Linked DNA regions of Mus musculus: regions 2 and 3 are each linked to region 1. Evidence: chromatin loops called from intact Hi-C (ENCODE). Cell type or tissue: heart. All regions are shown on one strand. Each heading gives the region's core, and the rest is flanking DNA. Links, peaks and the distances in the headings are about the cores only.

Region 1 (10,037 bases), core at 1,952-6,951:
CCAAGTCCTGTATCCAAATTCTCTCAAAGACCACACTGGTTGGTCGCTTTCATTATCATTCTCGGCTAAGAAGCCCGGGGACTGACCTCTTCCGACCTTGTTTTGCCTCCAGCGCGAGCAGAGGCAGATTCCACTAGCTAACTCCACTCCGGGTAGAATTTGAAAAAAAAAAAAAAAAAGGAGAAACTGAACAAAACTCTGCCAATCCTAAGCTTCAGTCAGCTAGTAGGAACGCTGAGGGCAAGACGCCCTCTACTGAGGGCCTGCCGCCTAGGGGAGAGGAGGCCCACCTTTACAAGGGATGCAGTTGGGGGCGCCCCCGTTGAAAATCATCCACTTGAAGAGAGTATTGTCGTTCACATCCTCCTCGGTCCATGAGGTGCTCAGCCGGCCGGTGCTGCAACACTCTTCCTTGCTCAGTTCTGTCTTATACAGGACCTGGCAGCGGCCGTTCTTTGCTTGGCGGAGCCAGCAATTCCCAGCTGTGAAGAGACAGGGATCAGTAGGTGAATGAGTGAGCCGTGGGGTAGCGGGAAGGAAGGCTGCTTAGAGCTGGGCAAAGAGGCCTGGTGGGGCGGGGAGCAAGTGATTGGGGGAAGGGGAGCAGGAGAGGGACAGTGGGATGTGAGAGGGAGAGAGGGATGTGGGAGGAAGGGAGGGAGGGAGGGAGGGAGGGAGAGAGAGAGAGAGAGAGAGAGAGAGAGAGAGAGAGAGAGAGAGAGAGAGAGAGAATATGAATCTCCAAAGGGGAGAGTGGGGAAGGACCCGTCACCGAGGTGGGAGGTGGGAGGTGGGCTAGAGCGGCCGCCGCTGCGCCCCAGCCATATCAATGTCAGTTACCAGTGACCCAGACACAACACGTGCAGCTTGCATTGACTTTTACTAGACTGTTTACTTTTATTCGTCCCATTTCATAACCTGCAGCGACTGGAAGACCAGATTAAAGAACCTGACAAAAACAGGATGCGACGGATGTTTTTACATGTCGGTTTCATGTAGGCGGTAAGAGAATTATTTGTGACAGGGGTTAAGAAAGTAAGAGAGGGGAGACGTGGAAGGGAGGGGAGGAGGGAGGGGAGAGGGGGGAGTGTAGGGAGAATGAATATGAATCTGCAGGAACAGATCAAGCATAAAGATACTTGTGAAAAATGAAAGGAAAAAAAAAAGCAGTCGGGCCCAGCCTGGATCTGCCCTGAGCGGCCTCGAGGCGCAGCCCGCCCGACGGGCCCGTTTTGCAATCCGCCAGCCCGGAGCACGCCCGCAGCCACCGCGGTCTTTCGAAATTTCCGAGGGCTGCTTTCTCTGGCGCCCACGTCCCGGCACCCAGGCAGCGCCCCTATCAGCAAGGCTGGTAGCCCAGCCTAGTGTCGGGCAGACGGCTAGGACCGGTGCCGGGGAGGGCAGCTTACGACACACAAAACCTTACCGCTCCAACAGGCAACGCAGCAGGGTTAGAACCCGGAGGCGTCTACCGGGTCACACATACCTACCTTATGTCTCCCAAGAACCTCTTTACAAATAGTTTCTTTCTCTGTCCCTATTTAATGTGTTCGGACTTTGGGCAAGCAGACGTCTCATGAATCACCAAAGTGACTCGAGAGTAATTGTCGTGAAGCTGCGGGGTTACCACTATTTTTAAAAAAGAAATCCAGCCTGGAGACTAATTGTAATAAAATCAATTCATTTTTAATTTTAGAAGATAAACTTCAGAAATTTGCTCTTTAATCCAGGTCGGAGTCTAAATAGCTTGTGGGCTGCTTGGTTCACAGAAGTTAACAGGAATGAGGCAAAGTGGAGAAAACTGTAAAGTACTTAAAACACTTCGGGCTAATAATTTGGTTTGTCTTTCTTCTTTTTCGCGGGGCTTGGGGGAAAGAGGCAGAAGGAGCATCCGCTAAGCGTAAAACTACCTCCCTCTAAAAATTTCAGTACCCACATTTCCAAGTTTGGGCAAAGTTTCTGAAACCACGTCCCCCGGCCACCCAAGAAAATTCGGTATCTCCCATCCCCCACCCCGTCATTTTTTTTTTAAAGAGTCTCCAAAAGATATGGAAGGAAGATGGATAGATTGCTAGTAGGTCGACTGTAATCTCCAGGCTACGGATGCTCGCCCTTCTCCCGAGCCAGCCAGGGGAGATAACATCTAAAGTCATTAGGACCAGAACTTGGAGCATCTACCCCTAACTACTGAGGCTCCAGCTCCTCCACTCAAGCCCTTTCCTTTTTGAGGGTAACCTGGCTCTAAACTCCGCTCTCTATCCTAAAGTGTCACTGCCTTCAGTCTTTCCCTCCCGTTCCGTTCTACAGGAGTAGCCGGGTGGTTCCAACATCTTCCGAGAGCAGCGTAGGTCAGAACAGACCAAGTGGAGACAGCAGAAAAGTAGAACCCCTGCCCCAGCCGAGCCTCTGGGCGCATCCCTTCCACTCACCCTGGGCGCTGCGGTCCTCCATGAACTGGCAGAGTAGCAGCAGCAGGAGGCAGAGCCCGCCGGGCTGGTGCCTGGCGCAGACCATCCTGGGGCAGGCGCGGGGCGAGGAGCGCGGCGGCGGGTGGCTCGGGCGAGCGGCGCGCGTCGCAGAGGCGAGCGGCGGAGGGCGCAGCGATCCCGGCGCAGCCCCGCGCTCGCCACCGGCCGCCCGCGCGATTCAATGGACGTCAGAAGCCGGGCGCAGCCGCGCTTTAAATCTAGACGGGGGTCTCCGAGGTTTGCGGTGGGCGGTCTCCCAGTGTGTGGGGCTGTGGGAGGGCGGCCGCGACCGAGGGTGTGCCGGCTCTTTGGGGGTGGGGAGCTTTTAAAAGTTCAGTGTGAATCAGGTGACATTTCCCACCTTCTGGAAACCCTTCCCAATTATCTGTCGGAGGTGCCCGAAATCAAAGCGGCAGGAGGGGAATCGCCGAGTTCTTATTTGCGTAGGAGCGGGAGGGGAGGGGGGAAGGAGGCAGGGGCGGGGGCTGGGGGCGACGCGTCGGGGGTGGGGAGGAACATCCACTTCAGTCCTGCACGCCGCCGCTCGGAGCCGGCGCGCCCGGGGTGGCGTGCGAGTGTGTGTGTGCGCGCGTGTGTGCGTGTGCGCGTGTGAGTGAGGGCGCTGGAGGAGGCGGCCGGCGGAGCGCGGGGACCCCGGAGGACCCCGGGAATGGGTCCCCAGCACCTCTGCTCCAGGGCTCCGGGATGAGACTTCTGCAACCCGCCGCAGGATCCCTGAGCTGCTTCAATGCCCGGGGGAGCAGTTTCAGGAGCCTCCCTGCAGAGCCTTGGCGCGGGGTCCCGGAGACGTTTTGTGTCCCGAGGTCTCTTACGTGTCTTACTTTGCGGCCACCCTGCCAGCTCCCCCGCCTCCCACTCCCTCCCGCGCCCCCTCCCCCCCCAGCCTGGAGTAGGTTGCTAAGAACCCCGACCCCCGGGCACCTTCCACCCGGGCCGAGCGCTGCGGAGACGCGGCCCTCGGGCTCCACAAGTCAGAAGCAAACAAAAATGTTTAACACCTCGGAGCCGGCCGCCCCCGGCAGTCTCGCCCTCTCCCTTTCTTTTCTCCCCTTTCACTTCGTCGCGTCTGGAGTCGCAGCCCCGAGCGGGGGCGCCGACGTAGGCGGTCTGCCCCCCTCCTCCCCCGCTCCGAGACGCCCCAGTTTCTGTCCCGACTCCTCTCTCTCTCTCTCTCTCTCTCTCTTATTTAAAAAAAAGATTGCACCATGATAATGAACTTCTGCAGCCTCAGTTTATTGAGTGCAATGCCTGGCATTCTTCGCCGAAAGTTGGCGGGTCTTCTCATTTATAACATTTTCTGGCACGGCTGAATGAAACTGAGGAGGCGATATTTCCTTTTATATAAAACGATTACTTCACGGAAAAGGCTATATTGTTTATTTCAAAGCTGCCTTTTAAATTTCTATTCTTTTCGCTTCTGAAGCCCGAACGACAACAAACAGCGAACAAAACAGACAAAATTCTTGGACATTCCCAGGTCATTGGGATTTGCTCTTACGGATTTCAAATTCGCCCTTCTTCTCTAGCCCCAGCCCTAGCGCCCCCCCCCCCCGGTCCTCCTCTCATCCTCCCACCCCCATCTTCCATCACCCTCCTCCTACCCCCTCCACAACTGCAAATAACTCAGTGATAACAGATTTTTTTCCACCAACTGCAGGAGATAGTGCTAATCTTTTAATAAAAGGTCCCATTACAATGGGATCTGTCTGGACAGACTATAATAGATCCCGAAATACAGCCGTGCTAATATTAGAAGACAGTTGTTTGGGTGCCTCTCAGACGGGCCCAAGCCCCCCTTTGAAAGTGGGCATGAATCACAAAGCCCCGCGGCCGCCGCACCTGCACCGCGCGCATTCGGTGCAGCAGGCTGGTAAAAACGGGTGACCTCGCCGCCGCTTTTCGCTTTATAATTACAGTCATGAGGACGGAGCGGCGGGGAGGGGAGTGGGTGACCCGGGAGAGCCGGCTTTTTGCTCACTTTAGACGGCTCTGGGGCTTCACATCCTTCTTAATCTTGCCAGATTCATTTTGTCTGTTTCTGTCTGTCTGCCCGTTTGTCAGTCTCCTTCCTCTTCAGGCTTTTTCCTCCCTCCTCCCTCCTCCCTCCTCCCACTCCCCACATCTCTTTTTCCCAGCCCTTCCCGGCTTCGGTCTCCCCTCCCTCTCCCCGAACTCTGCCCATACTCTCCCTCCCCTTTCCTCGCTTCCTTTTCTCTTCCCTCCAACGCATTAATGTGGAGTTGTTTAGTGCCCTCTAATGGTAGGCGACATTAACAATTAATAGCAAACTGTCCCCCTTGCAGGAGCCGCCACTTAACGGCAGAATTTCAAAGTTGAACTGTTTTCTTCTTTACTCAGAGATACTTATGCTGTGATGTACTACTGAGGAAGTTTGTTATTCACCTTCCTATGTCCCCACCACTATTCCAGGGGGAAATTTTACTTAAAGGAGAGCTAACAATTACTGTTACTTGACCTCTCCCCATCCCATACATCTTATTCCCTTGCCAGAGAAACACCCACCTTCTGTTTTAGCTAGAATTAATATATATATCAAACTGTTTATCTGGATTTGGAAAATAAGCATTTTAAGTGCACACAAGCTCTCAGGTGGTAGATTACTGATTCCCATGGCCACCAATGGCCATTAGAATGTCCTTAGGATCGCAACATCATTGCAAAAAATTTTATTTCTTTCCAATTTAAATACATCTTTGGTTTCAAGTCATCAAGTAGCCTTTGGAATTTGAGAGGATTTTCTTAAACTTTTCAAAATTGGAACCATATGAGGTGTTCAAATTATACTTATGCCTACTCATAGATGAGATCATTTTATAAAGAAAGGTTATTTATTCTTTTAAATTATGTATGTATGTGTGAGTGGAGGTTTCCAAGAAGTCCAGAAGATGGACCATGGGATGGGTTCTGGGAACTGAACTCAGGTCCTCTGCAAGAGCAGTGCTCTGCAAGTTCAGTGTTCTGAACCTTAACCCCTTAGGCATACCCAGCATCCTCAACGAGGTCAGTTTGCCTAGCCTAGCACTGGCAAACTAGTTGTGCAACAGTGTAACACTCTCCTACAGGAAGTTCCTTATGCAGGAAGGCAAATAATTCAAAACAGCTTCAGGAAGTCCCCGAAACTGAGCAGATTCGCTACCTCCTTCCTACCGAGTTAATAATAAAAGCTGAGAATCTAAAGGAAAATGAGCTACAAAGACGACTGCAAAGACGACTCTGAGACAAGAGAAGCTGCCGGGGAGAATCAGAAACCAGCCAAGCTGCCTGGAAGAGGTTTAGACCAGAATCACTTTGAAAGGACCCTCTGGAACCTGTTGAGGTGCCTGCAGTTTGTGAAGTGTGCTGTGGGTTCCCCAGCTTTTGTGAACTGTCACCCAGGCTGGGGTGGTCCATGGTGAGGCAGCTGTCTTTGAGTCATTTATGCTCTTGTAAGTAACCCCAATAAAACACATTGATTCACTGGGATGGACTTGGGTGGTATCTGTACTTTGTTCTGTGGTGGGATCTCTATCTGGGTTGAGTAGATGTGTGTGTTGCATCTCCCTATGGAACCTTTTGTCATAGAGACCATTTTTAATATCTTCACGTTCTCAGCACTTTCTGGAAATATTATTTAAAGGACTATAATTCTGCCTCCCCCTTTAAAAATAACATTAAACAGTGAAAACACTGATATATCTTGCATGAGCTGATTAGATTTAAATAAATCATTTATGTAAATATACACAATCTAGTGTAAAAGGATCATACAAGTATATACAAATGATACTTTTTGGGGCGGGGGTTGCAGTGTTTCAGACTTAATGGAAACTAGGAAGCAATTAATTTGAGTTAAAAGCATATTTATCCAAATAAAAATATTTGGCCTACCCATACAAATTAAATGTCATGTGGATGTGTGTACCATAAAATTATGTAAATTAATTTAATCCAAGATGTACCCACACAATTCCAAAATGACTGGGAAAAAAAGTAATTTTTCTTTGTCTTTTGAGACAGGTCCTCAAGTAGCCTGGGCTGGCTCAAGCTTGATATGTAGTTGAAGATGCCTTTAAACTCCTGCCTCCACCTTCTAAGTCCTAGGATGACAGACAGATGTGTGACACCATATATGGCCATTTGTTTCTCTTTTTCTTGTGTCATATCAAATAATCCAAGTACTCACTTTACAAACTACATTGATGAGTCATTTTGGCATCATGCAGTTAGGTCAACACAGATCAAGTTAGAAATGCCACCATTCCATAGGCTTCCCTTATGGCCAGAAGACCCAACACAAGATTGCTTCTAGTTCCAGAGAGGGTGGCCCTGTAGGTCAGGGTTGAGGTCGCTGGCAAACACAGTGTGGAAAACCACAAGTGCCCGTTGCGTTTGGCCTTGTGAATACGGAGCTTTGCTGTTTGCTCAGTGCTACAAACCCATCCTGTTTTTCAGCTGCACCTTGGATAGTATTGATCTGTTTGGGAGAATGTCTGCCTCCGAATTTGCCCACATCAGTTACCAGGACTCTTGTCATCCCCGGGTGACTTTCTGGTCACATCTGAGGAAATGAGTCCCATGTCAATGCCAGCTCCATACTGGCTTCCTGTGGGCATCCGCAAGAGATGCATCCAGTTTCTATGGTGTCATACTACACACCTGTTCAGTGACATCGGAGCAAAACAGCTGCAGCTCTTCTACTGTTTGGTCTTTTATAATGTTGAATATTGGTTTGGCTGACATCTAAATGTTAAAGTCAAATTTTAAAATTAAAAAAAAAGAAAGAAAAATGCCATTTTCCAGTTTCATTGTACAAATGCCTTCAAGTTTGACTGATTTTTTTTTTTCTTTCTGCTTTGCCAAAAAGTTAATGTAAATTATGAGACACACAATAGAACCACTTTGTAACCGAATTTCTGGGCACCACACAAAAAAGACTACTGTTCTCTGATTTTTTTCCTTCCAGCTTCAAAAGCTATCTTTCTTCTGAAGTTTATAAATTTAAAATATTAGCCTTTGACAAATGCTTTAAGCCAGCTTCTACGAAAGCTATTAAACCCACACTGGAACGACCTGGTTTAATGTCAGTCCCTAAAGCAGAGCAGAGGAGAGAGATGAGATTGAGCTCCGAGCATGTGGCAGCCATAGCCTGGCGGGTTTCCTTTTGTGTTTGGAAAGTCAAACTTCTCTTGAATCAGATTTTGTCCTTCTAAATATAGAGACAGTTGGTGCATGGGGTAGTTTTTGAAATGGTGCAACTTCATAGGCTAGAATGAACATTTGAGGGAGTGGGGTGGAGTGGTAGTTCTGCATTGCCTGAGTTGTGGTGACCCCAAAATGTGAAGAAACGTAGTCCCAGTCAAACATTATTCGTACAGGATATGAAAACCACGAAGGCTTAGAAAAAAGTATTATAAGATGTGTCTTTAAATAAAGCATTAAGGTAATGATTAGTTGGTTGTTTTGTACAGTGTGTCAGTCAGACACAGTCTACTCTTTCTTCTTAGGCGTACTTTTCTCCCCTGTGTAACGTGTGTGTGTGTGTGTGTGTGTATGTGTGTGTGTGTGTGTGTGTGTGTGTGTGTGTGTGTGTGTAGCTTTGTTTCCCCTTCATTTTAGAACTCCTTTGAGTTTTCAAAACTCAGCTAAGATTTGGGACACATGGGCGCTTAAACTATCAGCTTATTCAGAAGCTCAGTGTAGTTAGGTCAGTAAGGTAAACCATCCAAATTCTGCCCCAGGATAGAACTATTCTGTGGGATTAATAGAAAGTTCTCCCTGTTTCAGGCCACTTGGATAAGAGAAGGGACTCAGGTATTTGAGTGTGACTGAAAATGCCAGCATGTGAATGTCAGTACTTTCTGTCCCAACTCCGCATAGACATTCTACATCGTGGAATACAAGTGTGAGGAAAACAAACCCAGCATTTGCTGTTTAGGTTCAAAACAATGCATTGATCAAAGCGAGAGCATCCTTCCTGGATGATTCGTTGGCTAAAAATGAGTCCGTATATTATAGTCATGTTACTAAGGTTTGATTTCTTTTTTTTATATTTATTTATTTATTCATTTATTTATTATATGTAAGTACACTGTAGCTGTCTTTAGACACTCCAGAAGAGGGCATCAGATTTCGTTAGGGATGGTTGTGAAGCCACCATGTGGTTGCTGGGATTTGAACTCAGGACCTTTGGAAGAGCAGTCTGCGCTCTTAACCTCTGAGCCATCTCACCAGCCCCAAGGTTTGATTTCTGATGCCCCATTTTGGCTTTCCATTAAGCAGCAAGCAATGGCTTGTGTACTGAAATAATCAGCTATTTTCTAAGGGCTTCCTGTTGATTATCGGAGTTAGTGGTTGGTGTAGTTGTTGTTTGGCTATCTGTGATGTGGCCGCTTTCATTAAGGAAAAAAAAAAGACTCTTGGCATGAGTCTTATCTCTGTTGTGATGTATACTTCATTCAAGAAGGAAGTATTGTTTGAGACAATGTCAGAGTTCAGTTGGTAGGCAGTTAGACTAACTCTGGACATCTCCTGTATTATGTTGATAATTTTTGCACAGCTGTTGGTTTAATGTAACATATTTAGGAACTCAACTGCAAAAGTAATGGGAGGTAAGGCACTTGGGAGGCGTGGCCATGAGGAGCATGATCTTATGGGTGTGATTACAGCTCTTATCAAGGGGCTTAAGAGAAGCAATCTGTTCCTTTTACCTCTTTGTGCTTCACTCCATGTGAAGCTGCAGCCACAAGGTCTTGTTCTGGAAGCGGGGAGAAGAAAAGTCTTAATAGATACGGCATCTGCTGATGTCTTGATGTGGGGATAAAACAAAACAAAACAAAACTTCAAAACAGTGACCAATACATTGCTTATAAACGACCTAATATAAGGTGTGTTATAAGTTGTTACAGTGTCAGAATAATACAGTGCCATCATCTTTCCATGGAGGGAACTTTTGTTTTGCTTTGCTTTTGCATCTTGTGAAAAAAAAAATCCCATGGCCTCATCACTGAGCTCCATATCTGGTCTGTGATCTGGTCTATTGATCTATTTATTGATCCTAAGCCAGTGCCAAACTGTTGTTAGTAACAGCTTTGGCAGAAGCAATGAAGTCAGAGAGTATAATTCTACTTACTGTTTTGTTTTGTTTTATTTTTCTTTTCAAGATCTTATTAGGTAATCTACTTGTTTTTATATACAACTTATAGAATCTGCTTGTTTATTTCTACAAAATCCTGATGGAGTTATGGTTGTGAGAGGGTAATTGTGGAGAGCCAGCCTTTTAGCAAAAGGAAAACTTTGAAAACTATGAACATAGTATATCTTTTCATTACGTAAAAAAACCAAAAAAATTAACATTTCTCTCAACTGTGGTTTAGGGGATCCACATTGTGTTTTGTTTGTCAATGAAGAGCATATGTTGAAATAGGCCGAATTTGTGTGTGTGTGTGTGTGTGTGTGAGAGAGAGAGAGAGAGAGAGAGAGAGAGAGAGAGAGAGGAATCTCAGAGAAGCTGAAGCTGAACAAGTTATGGACATTTCCTTGTGCAGGCTG
Region 2 (10,037 bases), core at 1,757-6,756, 150 kb before region 1:
ACAAAAAACAAACAACAACAACAACAACAACAAAAAACCCAACCAAACCAAAAAAACAAAACAAAACAAAACAAAAAAAACCCCAAAATCTTATCTTGATGTAGGAAGAAGGAAGGGAGGGAGGGACAGAGGGAGGAAGGGGAGAAGGGAAGGAAGAAATGAAGGAAGAGAATGAGGGAGGCAAAGAGGGAGGGAGGAGGGGCAGGCAGGTGGCTGAGTCATACCGTTTTTTTCTGCAAAGGCAATTGCATCTTCTTTGGCACTGAAGGTCAGAACCATGTTGGAGAGGGGGTCAGCGCTAGAAGAAAGAATTCCCATGATTTAATATGAAGAAAATCAATGTCTTAAATACATTGCTTAGAAAAGACGGTTGCTATACTATCAAGCAAATTATAACAGAATTATTTTATCTGTAATAATCTCTGAAAAGAAATGACAAGATAAAGCTCTGAATTACAAAACTCCAGAAGAGTCCCAAAGTGACTTTTCAATGCCAGGGAATTACTGAGCAGTAGAACCGCCAGTGCGGACGCCAGTTTATAATCAGTTCACTTAAGGCTTTCAACTTTATGATGGTGATGGAGCAATGTGCACTCAAAACAGTTTTTCTCTTAAAAACATCTTAATGTGTGTATATGTCTTTGTGTTGTGTGTGTATATATGTGTGTTTTGTGTGTATATGTGTTTATGTGTGTATATTTGTGTGTGTGTGTGTATACATGTACACACACGCCCTAGTACACACGTGGAGGTCACAGGACAACTTGCAGGAGTTGATTTTTATCCACTAAGCCAGCTCACCGGTCCAAGAAAATGATTTTCTTTCTTTCTCTTGTTCACTCATTTGTTTGTTTTTCGAGCCAGGCTTTCTCTGTGTAGCCCTGGCTAGCCCTGGCTAGCCTGGGACTCATAAGCTTCTGCCTGGGCTTGCTTCTCCCTTGCAGGTGGTGGGATTAGCGGTGTGAGCTCCCACTATCTAGCTGGTTTTCAAATGTAACTGTTCACGGGAATGCTGAGCAGGTGCAGTGAAGCAGTGAGCAGTGTTGGGCCACAGTGGTAAACATCCGTGTTGCTAAATTACCAGGTTCTACAGGTTAGCTGGAGGAAACACATTTTTCACTTGTGACACACTCTATGTACAATGGGTTGCATGGGATGTTAAACCATTGCAGTTAAGAAGCTTCCATATTCTGAATCCTCAAAAAGAGAGCGCCTACTCTCAAATCTCTAAACAGTGGGGTTTTTAAAGGTAGAGGTCCACTTCAAACAAAAACAAACATTTGAAGACCTGACATCCAACTGGGCTCTTCAATTTAGAATGGTATTGTTAGTTTATAAATCCATACAGACTTTTTACAATGTCTCAGTTTCCAAGATGTTGCTGTTATTATTATGTTTATAGAAGTATAACCATGTGGTCAGAGATATGCAAGTAAAGGGCTAGGGACACAGCTTAGCTGGTGAAGTTCTTGCCTAGATGTCTCCTATGTTAATCCCCAGGACTGAATACAAACCACATATGGGAAGCATGCACCTGTAGTTTCAGCACGTTGGTGTGGAGGAAGGAGGTTTGAAAAGTTAAAGTCTTGCCTCACTACATAGAGAACTTAATGTCAGTCTGCACTACATGCTACTCAATCTTGAGAAGAAGAAAAAAGGAAGAAATATTCTGAGTAAACTGGACATCAGCAAGATCTGAAATATAAACCAAACACTGAAGGCGCTCTCACTGATCTGCAGTCTCCCAAACTGCTGATGAAGTTCTGGGTGGGCGTCACTGTGCCACTTTTCTGGGATTCCATTATGATCCCTAGAATTATATACATTCCTGTCATAAATTCCCCTTGTAAGGAAAGAAAAATCTTATATTGGCTGGCTACATTACTACCAAAAACAAATGATCATTTTGTCCTGATGTTCCTTTTCAAAGTGCATATAATTTCTCAGCTGGTAGTTTAATAAACTATCCTCAGAGGTGCTAATATAAACATGACTGAGTGATCTGATGTCTCAACAAGCACGATGGCTTAGTTCAGAATGAGAATAAAAAAAAAAAAAAGGAAGAAGAACAACAACTCCATTTCCTGTAAGGATGACAGATTTTCATTGTTTTAGCTTTATGGAGAAATACGTGGAAGTTATGTGGTAAAACGTTCTCTCAGCTTGGTGTGCCAGGCTCCTTCTCCTTCATCTATAGTTATAGTTCTTTCTAGGTTATATTGCTACCAGATCTTAACCTTTCTGTCTTTTTTAAGTTCCAACACATCCTTAGCATGTTACCAGACTTATCTTCCTATCACTTATGTCCAAAACTCAGTGCCAGTTCTAACACCTCAAACCATCTCTCCTGTCTACACAGTGGTTCCCACCTCCTCACCATTTAAGTTCTTGTGAGGCATCATCAGAACTGTTTTTCAGACTTCTTAATTATTGCCTTAGAAGTAACTAGTCAAATCAGACTTGTTTCTATGAACAGGTAAGCTGTATGAAATTCCTTATCAGTTTGATTGTTCCTTCTATGGAGTCCTCCGTTAGCATCTGTATATGTGGGCGGCCACCCCAACCACATCCCACGGCTCACTTTGAATACCAATCTTTCCCATAAGCTCCCATGCCCTACCCTCTCCAGCTGTATGCCTTCCAATCTTTATACTTCTACTTCTACTTTTCTACTGTTGCCTCAATTCTCAGCTGGCAAGGTTCCAAGTTAGTGATGATAAAGAAACTCCTTTCTAAGAAATCTACCTGACTAACAAATGCATGCAGAGCAAAACAGAGAAAATGAATGAGAGAAAGACCAAAAGCAGCCATAACTAGAAAGAATCCTTCCACTCCAAAGAAACTGTATTTGAAAATAGTTCATACTTTTCCCCCTAAGAATTCTATAGTTTGGACACATAGGAACATGCAGAAATCAAGCAGAAAGTGCAGCTTGTCTACATGAGAAATCTGTGCTGAAGGTTTTGATAGGGGTCGTATCATACAGGAATCCCAGAAAAGCACCACAGTGAAGCCCAGACTTCATCAGCAGTTTCGGGTCTTGCTTCTCGTCTGAAGATCAATGTCTCTCTTGGGTTGTTGGAGAAGCAGCTGGACAGGCTAGAGTGAAATTTGTGAATCGACTCCCGGCTAAAACAAGTCAGGACTTGCTAAGCGCCTGTGCTCTCCACTGGACTGTCAGAAAGACTACGCCTTTTAACCAGAAGCAACAGGTTTCAGGACTAAGTCAGAGCACCAAGCAAGCAAGGAAAACAAACGGATCCGGAACCAGTTCCAGGTGAGCTAGTAGTCCTGTGACGTCGACCAGGACAAAACTACACAGTGGCTTCCCTTAGTCCAAGAGAAGCAAGGGTCAGAGGATTAATATAGTATCGATACTTCACAGTGTAAGGAGACTTGATTACAAATCAATGATTAACCATCATTCATTAAAGATCTACATGAGATTCTTCACTTCAGAATTTATAGGTTAAAAACTCCAATTGAAAAACCCCAAGGTGTTGCTTTAATAGAACAGATGAATCTTATAAATCCAATAATGTTGTGCAAAAACACCAGTCACTAAACACATGAAGGATTCTAACATTTATTTTATATATATATATAGTATATGTTTATTATATATATATATAATTATTCTACCTGCATATATGCCTACATGCCAGAAGAGGGCACCAGATCTCATTATTGATGGTTATAAGCCACCATGTTGTTGCTGGGAACTACACTCAGGACCTCTGGAAGAGCAGTTAGTGTAACCTCTGAGCCATTTCTCCAGCCCCCAAAGAATTCTCTTTAATAAAATAAAAAATTAGGCAAAACACTTCTTAAGATTGGAATGTTGTTTCTCAATGTGGTTATATAATAAATATCTATTTTTTTATTTTAAAGAGCTATTTTTGTTCACGTTTAGAATTTATAAATATATTTAGAATTTATAAATATATAGAAATTAAGCTGTCACAAATGTCTAGAAACTCCTGACTTTTTTTTCTTGTTCCATTACATGTTTAATAGTTTTCTTTTTTTTTCTTTTTTTTAATTAATTTTTTATTAGATATTTTCTTTATATACATTTCAAATGCTATCCTGAAAGTTCCCTATTACCCACCCCCTGCCCTGCTCCCCTACCCACCCACTTCCACTTCTTGGCCCTGGCATTCCCCTGTACTGGGCATATAAAGTTTGCAATACCAAGGGGCCTCTCTTCCCAGTGATGGTCAACTAGGCCATCTTCTGCTACATATGCAGCTAGAGATACGAGCTCTGAGGGTACTGGTTAGTTCATATTGTTGTTCCACCTATAGGGTTGCAGACCCTTTCAGCAACTTGGGTGCTTTCTCTAGCTTCTCCATTACCTCCTGACTTTAATATATCTGCAAAACCTTCTTGTAATGAGAATTCTTTTTCCTTTTTTTTTTTTTTTTCTTTTTTGGTTTTTTTAAGACAGGGTTTCTCTGTATAGCCCTGGCTGTCCTGGAACTCACTTTGTAGACCAGGCTGGCCTCGAACTCAGAAATTCACCTGCCTCTGCTGAGCAGTGTTCTCCAGTGCTGAGTGCTGAGATTAAAGGCGTGCGCCACCACGTCAGTTCTGACAAGCAAAGGATGCTAAGAGTGGTTTAAATGAGAAATGTCCCCATAGACTCATGTATTTGAACCCATGGTCCCAGCTGGTGGCACTGTCTGGGGCGATTATGGACCCTTCAGAAGGGAGAGTCTTGTGGTAGGAAGCAGGATGTTGGGCGCAGGTTTTGAGGGCTTATGGCCTCATTCTCCCTGTGTTATCCTATCAGCTTCCTGTCAGAGGATGAAATTGTCTCAGCAAGCTGCCTGATCCTGCAACTTATGGCAATGAATTTGACCAAAAGGCTTTTGCACTGAAAAGAAATATGCACCGAATCAAATATACACTGAAAAGAAACCCCACACGGATACATTCAGTACTAACTGAGTTCTCTTCTGTGGACAGTCTATGCCCAATAGTGGATAGAGGTGAACAGCCAATCATTTCAAATATACACTGAAAAGAAACCCCACACGGATACATTCAGTACTAACTGAGTTCTCTTCTGTGGACAGAGTCTATGCCCAATAGTGAATAGAGGTGAACAGCCAATCATTTCATGTGTCCAGGTTACCCCACCCACAAATGCAAGCACTCATTTACTTTCTCATAAAGTCAGTAAGGGGAAGGAGGCAACAACTTACTAAAGAATTTATAAACCAAGCCAAGAGATTCAAAGACAAAGTCAAACAGTGCTAGAGAAAAGGACTGCACAGACAATCTACTCCTGAGAAGCCAAAAGGCCTAACTACAAACTTAGGAATCATGTCCACAGTAAGTGGTCATTATGGCTTAAGGATCAAGCATACTGTATGGCTAATTAGACAATGAGAGAATTAGCAATATCAAAATTCATGAACACTTATGCTTAACGTAGATGGCCTTCCATGTCCATTTGACACGAAACAAAATACTTGCTGCCTCTAGAAATGAAATGACAGATTGCTACTTCTCTAACAAGACAGCTCATTAGGTTAAGGGTGCTTGTTGTCAAACCTGATGACCTGAGCACACATACATACACACGCACACACAATAAATAAAGAAGAAATATGCGAGTTTAATAACCAACTAGCTGCACTACTAAACGACAAGGGATGGTTCATTCTGGTCCCCACTGTGCTATCCTATTGGATTAAGAAGATTTATACTGAATAAATCTTGGGCCAAACTTGTAATGATTTTTACATCTTATAATATTTCCCAAGTTTACATAAAGCTAAACCTTTTGCCTTTGAGTTCTAACATTTAAAAGACTCCAGTAATTAAAAGAGAGTAAGCAGCTTGCACTTCAGATACAAAATGTCAATATAGTATTTAAAAATGTGAATTTTAAAATCTTAAAAACAAAGATCAAGGCACGTTAGAAAGTGGCCTTTCAAAATTTTTAATAATAGTACAAATAGGTAACAATGATATTTATTCACTATATTTAAAACCAAAAACTGTTCATTAGCCACAAAACCAACTTCCCTACCAAGGCCTCATATCTGCCTCTGCTAAAACATTGAAAATACTTAGGACCAAGCTTCTATCACAGCGCTGGCACAGTAACTACAGAACAGCCTTCTCGGCTAGCATGGCCCTACTCTAGGGATCTTGGTCGTTTCTATTTGCATATTAAAGACAAGGCAGAAAAGAACCGCTAAACATACGGGAAGATTCTCGTACACAGGTACACAGGTACACAGGTACACAGGTACACAGGTCATGCTCTTGTGTTTTAACTAGAATACTTCCTCACCACCGAGACTAGGTCTTTGTTGTATCCTCCACGTTATTCCATTTACATTGTAGGTAAAATATACTACGAAAAAATCATCAGGCTTAGATCACCCACATGAGGACATGTTGGGTCTTTGAAAAAAGACATATTTTAGGTGTATGAGCTACGGTCATTTCTCTTTCAGTATACTAAAATGTGGTCTGTAAGTACAAAAATTTATCAAACAAATACCTTCTCCTCCTTGTTAAATATAGTCCTCTCATTAAAAAGAAAATTATAAGATGAGGATGTGAATGAGTCAGAAATATTTGCCTAGGCTTTAAATATATTTCCTACATTCTCCATGCTAACATTAGATATATCATGATAAAATAAAATATAGGTAAACTGAGAATGCAAATTAAGGTAAAGTCATTTATTTATTTGAGATGCAAAATTTTAAGATTTATTTTTATTATATAAAGTAAGTGTGTGTGTGTGTGTGGGGGGGGGGGGTTACATGCACATGAATGCAGGTGACTACAAAAGCCAGAGGTCTCAGACTGCCCTGCAGCTGGAGTTAAAGACAGTATGCCCCATCCAGTGTTAACTGCTGGGAATCAAACTTGGGTCTTTGTGAAGAGTTCTTAACCACTGAGCAATCTCTCCTGCCCAAGATGTATGTTTTGTAAATGATAAACTTTTAAGTAAATGTATAAACTGCACCTTCCAACTCCAACAATTCCAATGAGGTTTAAAGTATGCCACAAAAGGAGCAAAATTCAGTACTATCATTTTCTATTATTAAGAAGCTAAACACTGAAAAACATTGGATTCTGATATGAACAAATGTGACAGTTGCTGTGTTAGTAAAAAACTTATTTAGTCATAGCCTTTTCATACTATATTTTTTTGACTTGGTTATTTTTCAGTACTATAACAAAATAATGTTTTTTAAAAAATATTTAAAATGAAAAACAACTTCAGACCAAATAACTGTAGAAAACTTCCCTTGTTTTAAAAATGTTTTACTTTGAACAAACTATGTTTTGAAAAAAGTTTTACCTCCAACAAGTAATTTTCAACCCACACACTAATTAAGTGATCAGTACTTCAGAATGTGTGATATTTCTAGAAGCAATGTTACGATGATGACTGGGTGAATATTTGTGCAAGCATATCAAAGTGAGGTTTATTTACTAAACCCACTGATAAGGCTTAAGACACTACACAAACATGGTATGTAGCTTCCCAGAAATAAAATAGTAGCCTCCACATCTCCCTGGCCTGTCCACACCCTTCTGCCCTGAAGCAGGCTGCAACAGAATGAAGTCATTATGAAATGCTCATTCAGGAGGTGACCATCAGATACCTAGGGAAAAGGACTGTCTCCCAGAGTCCTGGGGCACAGATGGGAATCTAAACAAAGAAGCCTGGCTAGCAGACGTCCCCCTGCATCTCACCATTGGATCAAAGCCTTCGTCTAGGTAGACCTTGACACAGTTGTGGACATCACCAAATCTAAGCAGAAGAACACACAGGGATGTTTCATATAAAGTGTGTGTGCATTTGTATGTTTAGTCTATTGTTAATCTAGATAGTGATGCCTCAGCCATTGCTGCTGTGATGGTATGGGTGGGTCTGTGTGTAAACTTGACAACATTCAACCTTTCCGTGCCTTTTCCCGCCTCCACCCCAACTCCATCTTTCCCCCTTTCTCATAGTGACTCATGGTTTTAATCCAAGCTGGCCTCAAACTCCTTATCTTCTTGACCCAGTCTTCAAAACACAGAGACTATATGTTATTAGCCACTATGTTGACTAGCCTAATATTCTTATCTAAAGTGTTTTCCCCAGAAACAACCTAGAATATACAAGGTATCAATCAATATTATAACAACGATCTGTTACTGAATATTCCTGGAAATTCATTAATATATAAATCCCAGGTATAAATGAACATACAAAAATCCATGTAACTCAAAAGAATGATCAGAACATTTTAACCACTAGGTATGAACAAAAACTTTTCTTCTAAATGGCTTAGGTCTCTGGAAATATATGATTTACAAAAGACTCCATATATTACATAAAACATAAAATTTAAGATATCAAGATTCACAAAATCTATGTTTTATATATTTTCCCAATATAATTCTATTGAAATTTCAAAATAGAAGCCCATCTAACAAAAAGTCTCCTGGATACAGAAAAAAAAGTATCTTCTAAAATTTACTCTACTATGTTATAAAAATTAATTTATAATTTATTATTTATAACCTTAATCACAAAGTCTCACACAAGATCTCAGGAAATTGTAAGTTTTCCTCAAGTTAACTGATTTCCGATTTGAGTTATCCAGGAGTATTGTTTTAGTTGAAAGACATGGTGGTGCAATAAGGAGGTAGAGGGGAGGAGAGAGGAGCACTGAGGCCTGGTTGGCCAGAGCTACACAGGGAGGGTTTGTCTCAAAAAAACCTACACCGAAACAAAACCAAGGAAGTGTCAATAAATTACTGATATCACTCCCAGAGTATTTCTGAGCAATATTTGAATGCTATATATCGATGCTAATCTCAACATATCCAGAATAGAATTTCTGCAAGTTTATTGTTCTAAGCTGCATACATATGAACACATGTATAAATATATAAAGGAATATGTATAATTCCATATTTTTCAGTTATAGTGAAACCTAGCTCTAATAAAAAGACAAGCATATTCACTATAAGAAGAATTAGTGTTTTCTTTTTTTTGTTTTGTTTTTTGTTTGTTTTTTTGGGGGGTTTTTTGAGACAGGGTGTAGCCCTGGCTGTCCTAGAACTCATTTCGTAGACCAGGCCTCGAACTCAGAAATCTGCCTGCCTCTGCCTCCCAAGTGCTGGGATTAAAGGCGTGTGACACCACCGCCTGGCTAGTGTTTTCTTTAAAGAAAGAAAAAAAAAATCAGTATTTTCATTAGACAATCTGCAGACAATATGCAAAGTACTCACGTTGATGCCCAACCCATCAAAGGATTTTCCCATCTCTCTCTGGTATCAAACTCCATCTTCCATTTCTTTGTGTTATTTACTCCAGACTGCATGTTATTGCGAGCAGGAACAAAGATTCTGACCTTTCTGGTTTTGATGTGCTCTTCTGGAACACCAGTTAAAGTTGTGATATCCTAGAGAAAAACAAGAAAAGGCATTCAATATCCGTATCAGCTGATGCTCGTCTCTCCCTTCCTAGCTCCACAGTCTTGTTTTCTGATTGTTTATAAGCCGGGACAATCTTTCTGGCTCACTTCACTACTCCCCTGATATTTTACTGCATAAATTTCTATTGTGCTATCTGTAAATAGTAAATTTGAGAACTGGTATTGGAGTACAGTGAAGAGGGAGCCATAAAAATTCCCTCTCTCCTTTGTACAGATTGAACCCAAGGCCTTGTGCATTCCAGACCATTGCTGTTCCTTTCCTTTCTTTTCTGGATAGACTCTCTTGTATCCAATAGTTAAAAATAACCCTAAACGTCTACACCTAGGCCTCCCACCTCTTGGGCCAATGTGGTAATATCTGAAGAGTTTGTAGTCAATATGCTCTTCCTCTGTGAGCAGGGATAGCTGATGTTATAGAAGCACAGAAGGCCCATAAAAGAGAGTTGTCTCCCAACCAAAAACATGGAAGCTGCCTCTAGGTAGAGATTTGACATTTCTTCCTCCTTTAACAGTTAATCTCACAGGCTAGCAGATCACCTGACCAAGGCACCATCCCTCAGGAAAGTC
Region 3 (10,037 bases), core at 2,808-7,807, 300 kb after region 1:
TGAGTTGATGCTACTGTTCACCTCCCCTTCCACAATTACACAGTTCAGGCCAGGGAGCTGGATGCCCATAGTTAATGTGGGCCTTCCAACACTGAGTAAAACAATCAAGATAATCCAGCATAGAATGACTAGAGGTCTGTCTCACAGGTAATTTTCTAGATTCTGTCAAGTTGATAACCAAGACTAACATCTTAGGGGCTCTCATCTGAAAGACAAGATGGATGCTGCTTGCCTAATATTTGAATCAAGAAGATTACTAAATCAAGAACAGAGCATTAGTATCCCCACACCAAAGCTTTCTTTCTTCATACATTTTCCTTGTTTTTTAGATTTTATTTTAATTAGGTATTTTCTTCATTTACATTTCCAATGCTATCCCAAAAGTTCCCCATACCCCCCCCACTCCCCTACCCACCCACTCCCACTTCTTGGCCCTGGCGTTCCCCTATACTGAGGCATATAAAGTTTGCACGACCAAGGGGCCTCTCTTCCCAATGATGGCCGACTAGGCCATCTTCTGATACATATGCAGCTAGAGACATGAGCTCCGGGGGTACTGGTTAGTTCATACTGTTGTTCCCTATAGGGTTGCAGTTTCCTTTAGCTCCTTGGGTACTTTCTCTAGCTCCTCCATTGGGGGACCTGTGATCCATCCAATAGCTAACTGTGAGCATCCACTTCTGTGTTTGCTAGGCCTCGGCATAGCCTCACAAGAGACAGCTATATCAGGGTCCTTTCAGCAAAATCTTGCTAGTGTATGCAATGGTGTCAGCGTTTGGAGGCTGATTATGGGATGGATCCCTGGGTATGGCAGTCTCTAGATGGTCCATCCTTTTATCTCAGCTCCAAACTTTGTCTCTGTAACTCCTTCCATGGGTGTTTTGTTCCCAATTCTAAGAAGGGGCAAAGTATCCACACTTTGGTCTTTGTTCTTCTTGAGTTTCATCGCTAACAATAAAAGCAATACTTTGAACGTCTGCATTCCTAAACCTATTCCATACCTGTTTCTACTTTTAGGAGACTCTATGATTAGTGGATATTTGATGCAGTCAAATGCTTTCTGCACCTATGGAGATAAATGTGTAGTTCTTCTTATTAGAATATGAACATAGGGACAGGAGAAATGATTCAGCAGTTAAGGAACTTGGTTCTCTTTCAGAAAATCAGAGTTCAGGACTTATATAGGGTGGCTCATAACTTCCTGTAACTCCAGTGCCAGGATTCAGGCACTCTCTTCTGGCTTCCACTGGTACTCACATTCATTTATACATGCACACAAACATACACACTCATTTAAAAACAAATATTTTTAAAAGAACACAGATATTGTGAATAATATTGATTTTTATAAAACTTAAGCAATCTTATGTTCCTGAAATAAACTTTGTTTTAATCATACTATATATAGTAAGACTTGGTTTGCTAATATTTTGCAGAATTTTTGTTTATATGTACATGGAGGATGTTAAGCTTTTGTTATCAGAGTAACATTGGCCTCACAAAACATAGGAAGGTTTCCCTTTTTATGTTATGAAATACTTTTTCTAAAATAAGTATTATTTCCTTCTTAAATGTTTAGCAAAATTTACCAAAAAGGGAGGACATTTTACATTATTAACTTGACTTATACATTTTGCATAACATTATTTAGATTATATTTCTGTTAAGATAATTTGAAGATTTTTGCCCTTTTGTGAACTCACCCACTTCCCCCACACCACAGACTTATAATATAGCAAATTCTACAATAATATAGTAAACATACAGATTTAGTGGAAATGTAGAAGTGGAAGGTAGTTGCTTATTATTCTTGAGATGTCTTAAGAATCTACCGTGATGAATTCTTCATCCCTTATAGTTATAACTCATCATTCCTGTCTTCTTTCCCTGCAGTATTTTAAGGATAACACTCTCATATCCTCTGGCTTGTATAGTTGTTGAAAAGTAGTCAGCTGTGGTTCTTGTCTCATTTCTTTGACATAGTGAATATGCTTTTTATTCTGAATGCCCTTAAGGTGGCCCCTTCATCTGTGGTTGGCAGCAGTTTGTCTAAGGTGTACCATTTGTATTGGACTTCCCTTTGTACACTTCCTTCAAAGGCTTCTCTGAAATACTTGGGGTCCCTAACTTGATGGGTTCCACGAATTTGGAGGAAATGCTGCCTGTTACTAATAACTTATTATGGTCAGGACACAATTTTGAAAGAGAAGGACAAAAACTGAAGAAATCATGCTGTGTGATTTTAATATGTATTACATATCTAGAGTAACCAAATAATGTAATACTTATTTGGGCGAAGAACAAACTACAGATCTTAAATCAGAACCCAAATTTGTAAAAGATTCCCAGATAGTTCCTGTGCATACTTTTAAATTTTGAGAAGCAATGAGCTAGAATAGGAAGCATCCATACTAGACATCTTCTAACATAGAATGGGTTCCATTATACTTCACAGCTCTTAAAGTGCCCTCACCATTTATTTTCTGGTTCCTTTTTGGTACAAACTTAAGCGTTATCCTTGGTTCTTCATTCCATCTCCATCTCCTTCAAGATAACATCTACTAGCACATCTTGTTGGTTCATATTTCCCAGTTAGATATCAATTCAAGATGGCACTTTTCTCTTACCTAATCTACTCTAAGATGCTATTTTAGTTTAGTTCCTATAAGCTATTTTTGCTATGGAGTCCTGGTTCCTTGGCATTTCTCTGTTCCCCACAGACAATTCATAAAACATCTATAGTGATCTTAGAACTTTTTATCTTGATGGTGAGGACAAAGTAAATGCATTGCAATAACCATTACCAATTGTGATAAATGTGGTAAAGGAAATCAACACAGTGATGTGAAAACTGGGAAGGAGGCCACACACATCCTGTCAATGAGGAGCATCTGATGAGGGCGCCTCAGCAAAGGCACAAAACTCATGGCTTAAGCAACATTCACTTTCTCGTAGCCATGGAGGGTACCAGGCCAAAATCCACAAGTCATAGGAGTTGGTTCCTGGTTCTTCTTGCTGTGTTTTCCCATGACTTTACTTACATCTTTCATCAAAAGAAGAGGAGAGGGGAAAGGAGAGGAGAGGAGAGGGGGAGAGAAAGAGAGAAGAGGTGTTAAGAGACAATTTGAGTTACTTCCTGTAAGGATACCTTCTAAATTAGGGCCCTACCAATTATGTCTTCCCTTAATGGTAAATAATTCCTTAAAGATCTTATCTCTTAACACAGTTGCATTTGGGGTTAGGACCTTGGATTTTAGGGAGAATATGAGTCCTCCTGTAATAGGGAGGTTGGGGAGGCTTTTAAAATAGACACCACACATAAGATCTGGGACCTGAGTGAAGTAGCTTATTGAAGAATGAGAAGATGCAAGGCTCTTTCACATCATGGGTTTTGGTTGTCATTAGAAAAGCAAATAAATAAACCTAGCTCTTTCTTTATTAATGGTAAGAGTTTTGTTTGTAATCAGTTCTATCATCTTCAGATATTTAGCCAAACTAGCATTTAGGTAACGTTGGAAACTTTACAAGGAAATTGATCAGAATTGAAGTTTTGCTTCCAATCCAAAGCTAACAGTCCTCTTAGAAACTGGTTCATTTGTACTGTGAAGGATACGTTCTTGGGAAGTCTTAAGAAGTGGCCATATGCCTGCTCCAGTAGTGGCGATTTAAGAACATTTCCTAAAGCTACTATGAAAGAAAAAAATTCCCAGAATGTCCTAACAGTCTCCTTCACTGATAGGCATGGAGATTCTTAATCTCAGCGTCAGTGAACTGAAAAGGAGAACTGAGATCACATGTAGGTAGAATCTCTGTATGGGCTGCCAATAGAGGCTTTCCGAGGTAGCTTTCCGCTGTTTACCCAAGGAACAACACCAGACAGATATGGTTGAGACGTGCTCTGAGGCAGGAATGAGCAGTGTAAAACACTGAAATCCTTCCACAAGCACCAACCACACCCCATTTTCATTATCTTCAAGCAGGGAGGTGAACAGGGAGGACGTCTAAGTACAATAGGCATGGTTTCTGCTTGATTCACTCTTTCCTACCTCAGACAGTCATTATCACATGCAGCAGAGAACATCGTGCCCAGCTCAAATCCAACAATCGTTTCCCTTTACCCAGAGGGTTTAGGGATTGATAACTGTCTCCTTTTCTCTGTGCCATCACACAGTGTCTATGGGAACATTCATTCTAGCCCTCACCTGATCAAGAAATCTATTTTGAAAATTTTATCAAAGTCCATAGCTGTCTGTTAAAAAGGTACACAGGGAAAATAATACATGCTGTATATGCTGCCTCCCAGGAACATGTGTTCTTGTAGGATGGATTGTCTCTGACACACATCCCTGGCATACAACACTACTGGGTGGTTTTCTCAAGTAATGGCCAAGGGAAACTGATATTTAACTTCATTTACATTGCATTCTGCACTGACTGCAATTCTGCAAACATAGAACTAATTAAACATGAGGCATATCTGCTTTTCTATGGATTAACTTGTACACATAGCTTAATTTCCCTCAATGGATAAAATAGTAAAAGCTTTAAAAAATTTCTATGAAAATCTATGTGATTGTAATTATTGCAGTAATAGGGGAAAAAGAATTAATTATACATTTCCCTTTGTATGCCATGTAAAAATGTCTGTAGATACACAAAATATTTTTTACAATTTAAGTATGTATGTTTAAAGCACATATACTGTCCTTCCCACCCAGTTGTGTGTGTGTGTGTGTGTAAGCTATAATTTCTGACGATTAAAATCATTAAGAATTGTTAAAGCAATATTTAGTGGTCTCTCAATGCCAATGACTTAGGTAAACTATCTGCGTCTTGTAAACGTTTCCAAGAAACCCTGTGAACCCTCCGTCATTTGCTCCAAGGACTCACTTTAGGAACATTTGGTTTTCAGTTGGTGCTAATAATCTTTTCCCCCTTACAAATAATTCCACGTTTACTTAAGTACAGATGGTATCTGTCTGTGGCCAGAAAAACACTTTCTAAGATGCACCCTAGCTCAAGTAACTAAAAAGCATCTTCAGCATAAACACACAGTCACAAGAGAGAGGCACCAAACACGAATCCCCCAAGAGCATCGTCACTGGCTTTCTCCAACTTACAGGTCTGAGTAGGTTAATGTTTAAATGTCAAATCTAGAAGACAAGTGTGTCAGAGATTGAAAACTGACCAAATGGTTCTACACATAACTCAGTGGGAACGGTAACTTAGCAGCTCCCCCAACTCCCAATTCCATGTTGAAAACAAGATCATGTCTATATCCCAAAACCCTGCCAGATAGAAAGGATCACAGCTTTTAAATGAGCTTAGAGACCAAGTATGGTAATATGAGTCCCAGACACTTGATGGAAAAGACTGGTGAATTCATTTCTCATAATTTAAATATTCCCCTTAAATCCCTATTGGCATAGAATTAGCTTTTAAAACTTGAATGCCAGAGAATGAGGAGATATTGGTAATACAATAGTGATGATAGCTATATCTGTACCTATGGGCTCTGCAGTAATTGACTAAAATACATAAACATCTGGAAGCTAGTTTAGTTCTTGTTCATCTCTCATCAATTACATGGCCAATGAGCTGTTGTTGTTGTTTTTTTTTCTAAAAGAGACTATTATTAGAATTTATGAAAAGAACTTCAAGTTCCTTTTTGGAACTATTGTTAGCTGGTACTGGGAGGGTTGTTCTGAACATGTACTGCCACCCAATGGAGAGCTGTCCAAATGACACTAGCAATAAGGTGCCAACAGCCTATGTCTTCCTCAGGAGTTCTCTCAAAGTGCCTTTCAGTGTGGTGACTAGGGTCTAGTTTGGCTGGTGTGCTCTGGGTCATGGCACAGAGAAGGGATCTTCACCTAAAACATATTTCTATAAGTCCTAACCAATCAGCTTCATCCAAAATGTGATCAAAGGTGACTGTAGTAAGATTAAATGTGAGCAACTGAAGCAACGCCAAGTAGGAAGAACCTCTTCAGGGCAAGGTAAAGCTGACCTACCCAGGTCATGGAGAAATTGTGTCACAAGGAGGTGAATCTGGGAAAAACAAACAACACTGGAACAAAGCACAGATTCCCTTGTCAGCAGTGTGCAATTTTTGGCCCTAGTTTCATTTCCCCAGGTTGATATATCGAGGTCAAGGTTGCTTGAAAGGATAATTAACTAGAATTCTCCATAAGATCCCTTTTGGGTCCTCACTTATTATAGTATCCATAGCACTATTTGAGTTTACAATGACAACAGAAGTATTTTAAAATGAAGGAAAGATGATTAAACTTATTTTTTTTTGAATTTCTCATAAGAGAGGTCTATTCTGCAAGGTTTGGGAGGGCCCTGATACTTCTTGCATCTTCATTCAGAGCTTGAGAGCATTAAAATTTTGTTCTATAATAAATTTGAGGGAGGGAGAGAGAGGGGGAGGGAAGGGGGGGAGAAGAGGAGAGGAGAGGAGAGGAGAGGAGAGGAGAGGAGAGGAGAGGAGAGGAGAGGAGAGGAGAGGAGAGGGAGAGGAGAGAGAGGAGATAGGTGAAGGAGAGGAAAGAGGAAGGGAGGAAGAGAGAGGGGGAGAGGAGAAGAGAAGGGAGGAGAGGAGAGGAGAGGAGAGGAGAGGAGAGGAGAGGAGAGGAGAGGAGAGGAGAGGAGAGGAGAGGAGAGGAGAGGAGAGGGAGAAGAAAAAGAGAGGAGAAAAGGGAGGGAAGAGGAGAGAGAAAAGAGAGAGAGAGAGAGAGAGGAGAGAGAGAGGAGAGGAGAGGGAGGAGAGGAGAGGAGAAAGAGGAGAGGGAGGAGAAGAGAGGAGAAAGAGGAGAGGGAGGAGAGGAGAGGAGAAAGAGGAGAGGGAGAGGAGAGAGAAGAGATAGGTGAAGGAGAGGAAAGAGGGAGGGAGGGAGAGAGAGAGGGGGAGAGGAGAAGAGAGGAGAGGAGAGGAGAGGAGAGGGAGAGGAGAGGAGAAAGAGAGGAGAAAGAGGAGAGGGAGAGGGAGAGGGAGAGGGAGGGAGGGAGAGAGAGAGAGAGAGAGAGAGAGAGAGAGAGAGAGAGAGAGAGAGAGAGAGAGAGAGAGAGACCTGTTGACAGAGGCTTCCTTTATGTAGAAAGTCATCATCAAGAAATACAAAAGGTGAATTGCTAATTCACTGAAATCCTGGTATACAACACTTCTTTCATTTGAAGCATCACTTCATGTTCTAGAAGTAACAGAGGGAATCCAAGGCCTGGGTGGGACTCATACCCACAGGAACCAGAGGTCTTAAAAAAACAAAAACAAAACAACAACAACAACAAAAACAGTGAGAGTTGTCAAGAAGACCTAAGTTTAGCAAGATTGAGAATGCTTTAAAAAAGAAATCTTCCAAATAGCAACTATCTTTCTGAATTTAGCATTTTTATCATCTTAACACACAATTCCAAAGGGAATAATTACCTAATAATATGTCATGTGACAAACTCCAGTTATAAAGTATGACAAGCAAGATTAAATTGATGTAATAAAAACGTGGTAATAATTTGTTTAACAAGCATCTCTGGTGCTCTGTGCTGATAACGTGTTGTGGAGTGTGTATTTTTAAAAAAGATGAATAAAAAGTCAGAAAGTCCACCAGCTCAAGGAGAAATACTACTTTGGCTCCACCAGCACGGGCTGAGTTAAAGTCTAAGATAGAAGTTACTTTAAGTTATGAATTCCATCTTCTTAGATGCAAGAGTAGTGTGCTGTTACACTATCAGATCACCACATGACTTTGCACATTGTCACTACAGAAAGACATCAGTGTCCTGCACTGAAAAAGCACTCTTAAAATGTTAACAAAAATGGTGACAAGGACAGCATCCCTTTTGACAAAAAAAGTTCACTTGGCCAGACTAGACCAGCAGTAATAAAGCACTCTGCTAAAAAGTCATAAAAATTGTACACATGTAAGATACACGGTGAACTCTGCTAACAAATTAAACACATGGGAACACAATTTCTCTGCTGGATCCTCATTAATAAATTTGTCTCTAAGAAAGTTGCTAGAGCATTTCAGGAGGGGGGTGGGGGGTGGGGTGGAACTCAAGATGCTGATCAGGACAAAACTCTTCCAAGCTTCACTTGGAATTCACAGGCACTGTGAGTAAGTGGGGAAGGGTGTGGACAGTCCGATCTTGCCCAAATCACAGAAAGATCTCTCCTGTCCCCTGTTTGTCTCACACTTGACCAGATTCTCCAAGTGACTCCCTTTGAGTCATTCTCTTCTTAATTTTTACAAACTCCACAGGGTATCAGTTATCAATTCCACTCTCACATTAAAAGCTTTCAAACAACTTGGGAGTTGAAAAACCTCCAAAAAGGCCCAGCCATCTTCCAGGGAATAATTTGCAGCTAGAAAGTCATGATTTTAATCTGCGTAGGACTCACTTTATAGACCATAAGGTGAGTTGATTAATAAACATCTTCACAAACTATTTATATTTTGTATATTTATCTACAGGGATAGGGTCAAGTTCAATTTGCCTAATTTCATTCTGTTATCTATCACTTTGTTATCTGTCATTAATAACCACAGCTACACATTATTTGTAGAGACCTCTGTCATCTTTCTAGTTTTCTAAACCCTTTTAAGGGAGATATTTTATTTTATTTTGTCAAAATTTATTTCTGCTTTTCTCGTCTCCAGTGGAGTGAGAAAACAAAGTGTTCTGTGGAAGAGAGGTATTTACTGTGCAGAGTCTGTCCTGTGACCTCAGCTGGACCCTTTAATTTGAATAGTATACAATAAAAGATTTGATTGTTTGGGCTGATAAAAACAACAGTGCTTAAAATAATGATTTTTTTTTGATAAATCAGTGCTTTATGAATGGGGAAAACAAATCCCAGAAGTACTTAAGAAAGGTGGCAGTTGTTCAAAAACATGTGGTACTTCACCCATACTTTAAGAACACAAAGAAAGCAAACATTTTAAGCATCTAAGATTCCTCCAAAACTCGCATCTTCCACATCACTCTTAAAAATCCCCTTTCTTTTTTTTCTGACTTTGAAACCTTTCCTGTATCTTTAAGACCATGCAATATTTCTTGTTTGTCTGTTCTTTCCCATGGTCATTGCCCAATGACACCAGGGCCAGCCAACTTCCATCCGCAAGGGTCTGAGTTTGCCCACAGCTATGTCTCCAACTGTCCTTGATTTCTGTTCTCTTCTGTTCTGTGTCCTCAGCTGCAGCTTGTCCCTGGAACTATTCCCAGTTTTAGGAAATAGTTGGGATAAGTTGACCCACAATACAGGAGGACTAGGAGAAAGATTTCTCCAGCCTTTTCTGACTCTTTGGACACGTGTGGAGTGGCGGGAGGAGTCAAGACCCAACCATGCCTTTCTGCTTGCTCCTTGAATCTTCTTCACTATAATCCCAAGCAGCAGATAATCCCTTTTACAGAGAAGGGAAATGAAATGCCAGTAAGTTAAATCACATACCCACAAGAATACAACCAGTGAGACTCAAAGCCAAGATTGGAATCCAGGCATGCCTGGCCCCTAGAACCCTGCTCTTTGATCTTGGCAGGGCATTGCATTGTAGACATCAAATGCTTACACATTAGAAGACAAATTAAGTGAAAGCCAAATAACTAATCAGTTGTATTTTACCTAACATAAGTAAACAAATTGCCTTGTAAATCCATTGTAGCTACTATCTTTTAAATAGCTGTATGCCAGGTATTGGTCTATGTACTTGATCTCAAAAATATGATGTATAAAAAGCTAGACATATTATTATTATTATTATTATTATTATCATCATCATCATCATCATCATCATCATCAAAAACTAGAGACAGGAGTACAGAATTATTAAGTATTTTACTCAGGTTCAGAGATCTGAGAGAAGGCATGGAAGTGAAGTTCCTCACACCCATTGCACTTTGGTTTTAGCTGGCTCTACTGTTGGTACATTCTAAAGTTTGCATTGTGGAAAGAATTGTTTGTGCACTATTCACTAAGCTTTCCTATCAGCTTTGAGAGGAAGACTGTTCCCTATTTTTTTATAGCTGAAGAATTT

What was found. Hi-C counts contacts between places; a loop is a spot of excess contacts. Peaks named below come from ENCODE experiments on the same cell type or tissue, not always from the same donor. Only the 100,000 strongest peaks of a DNase experiment are listed, where the experiment ranks them.
Region 2: it touches region 1 in a loop (2.5-fold over the local background); 3 of 42 quality-filtered maps call a loop at or near these places.
Region 3: it touches region 1 in a loop (2.6-fold over the local background); 4 of 42 quality-filtered maps call a loop at or near these places.

Annotation. Positions count from the first base shown.
Region 1 is chr13:114,456,073-114,466,109 of GRCm38, forward strand. It overlaps Fst (follistatin), which reads right to left and starts at 2,879. Exons shown (of 6, transcript NM_001301373.1): 1 at 2,430-2,879; 2 at 291-482. The coding sequence starts at 2,514. Gm41074 (a long non-coding RNA gene) reads left to right here and starts at 724. Exons shown (of 3, transcript XR_873986.3): 1 at 724-1,002. In heart, for the core only: CTCF peaks have their summits at 2,445 and 4,750 (motif pointing left); DNase peaks (open chromatin) are centred at 2,369 and 3,179; H3K4me3 peaks cover 2,828 bases; H3K27ac peaks cover 1,678 bases; H3K27me3 peaks cover 840 bases.
Region 2 is chr13:114,307,593-114,317,629 of GRCm38, forward strand. Ndufs4 (NADH:ubiquinone oxidoreductase core subunit S4) reads right to left here. Exons shown (of 5, transcript NM_010887.2): 3 at 9,265-9,437; 4 at 225-298. Among named protein-coding and RNA genes, the nearest start is that of Ndufs4, 75 kb to the right of the region's middle. In heart, for the core only: a CTCF peak has its summit at 3,678 (motif pointing right); no DNase peak of the experiment used is centred there.
Region 3 is chr13:114,751,925-114,761,961 of GRCm38, forward strand. No RefSeq gene overlaps it. Among named protein-coding and RNA genes, the nearest start is that of Gm34790, 61 kb to the right of the region's middle. In heart, for the core only: a CTCF peak has its summit at 5,732; no DNase peak of the experiment used is centred there.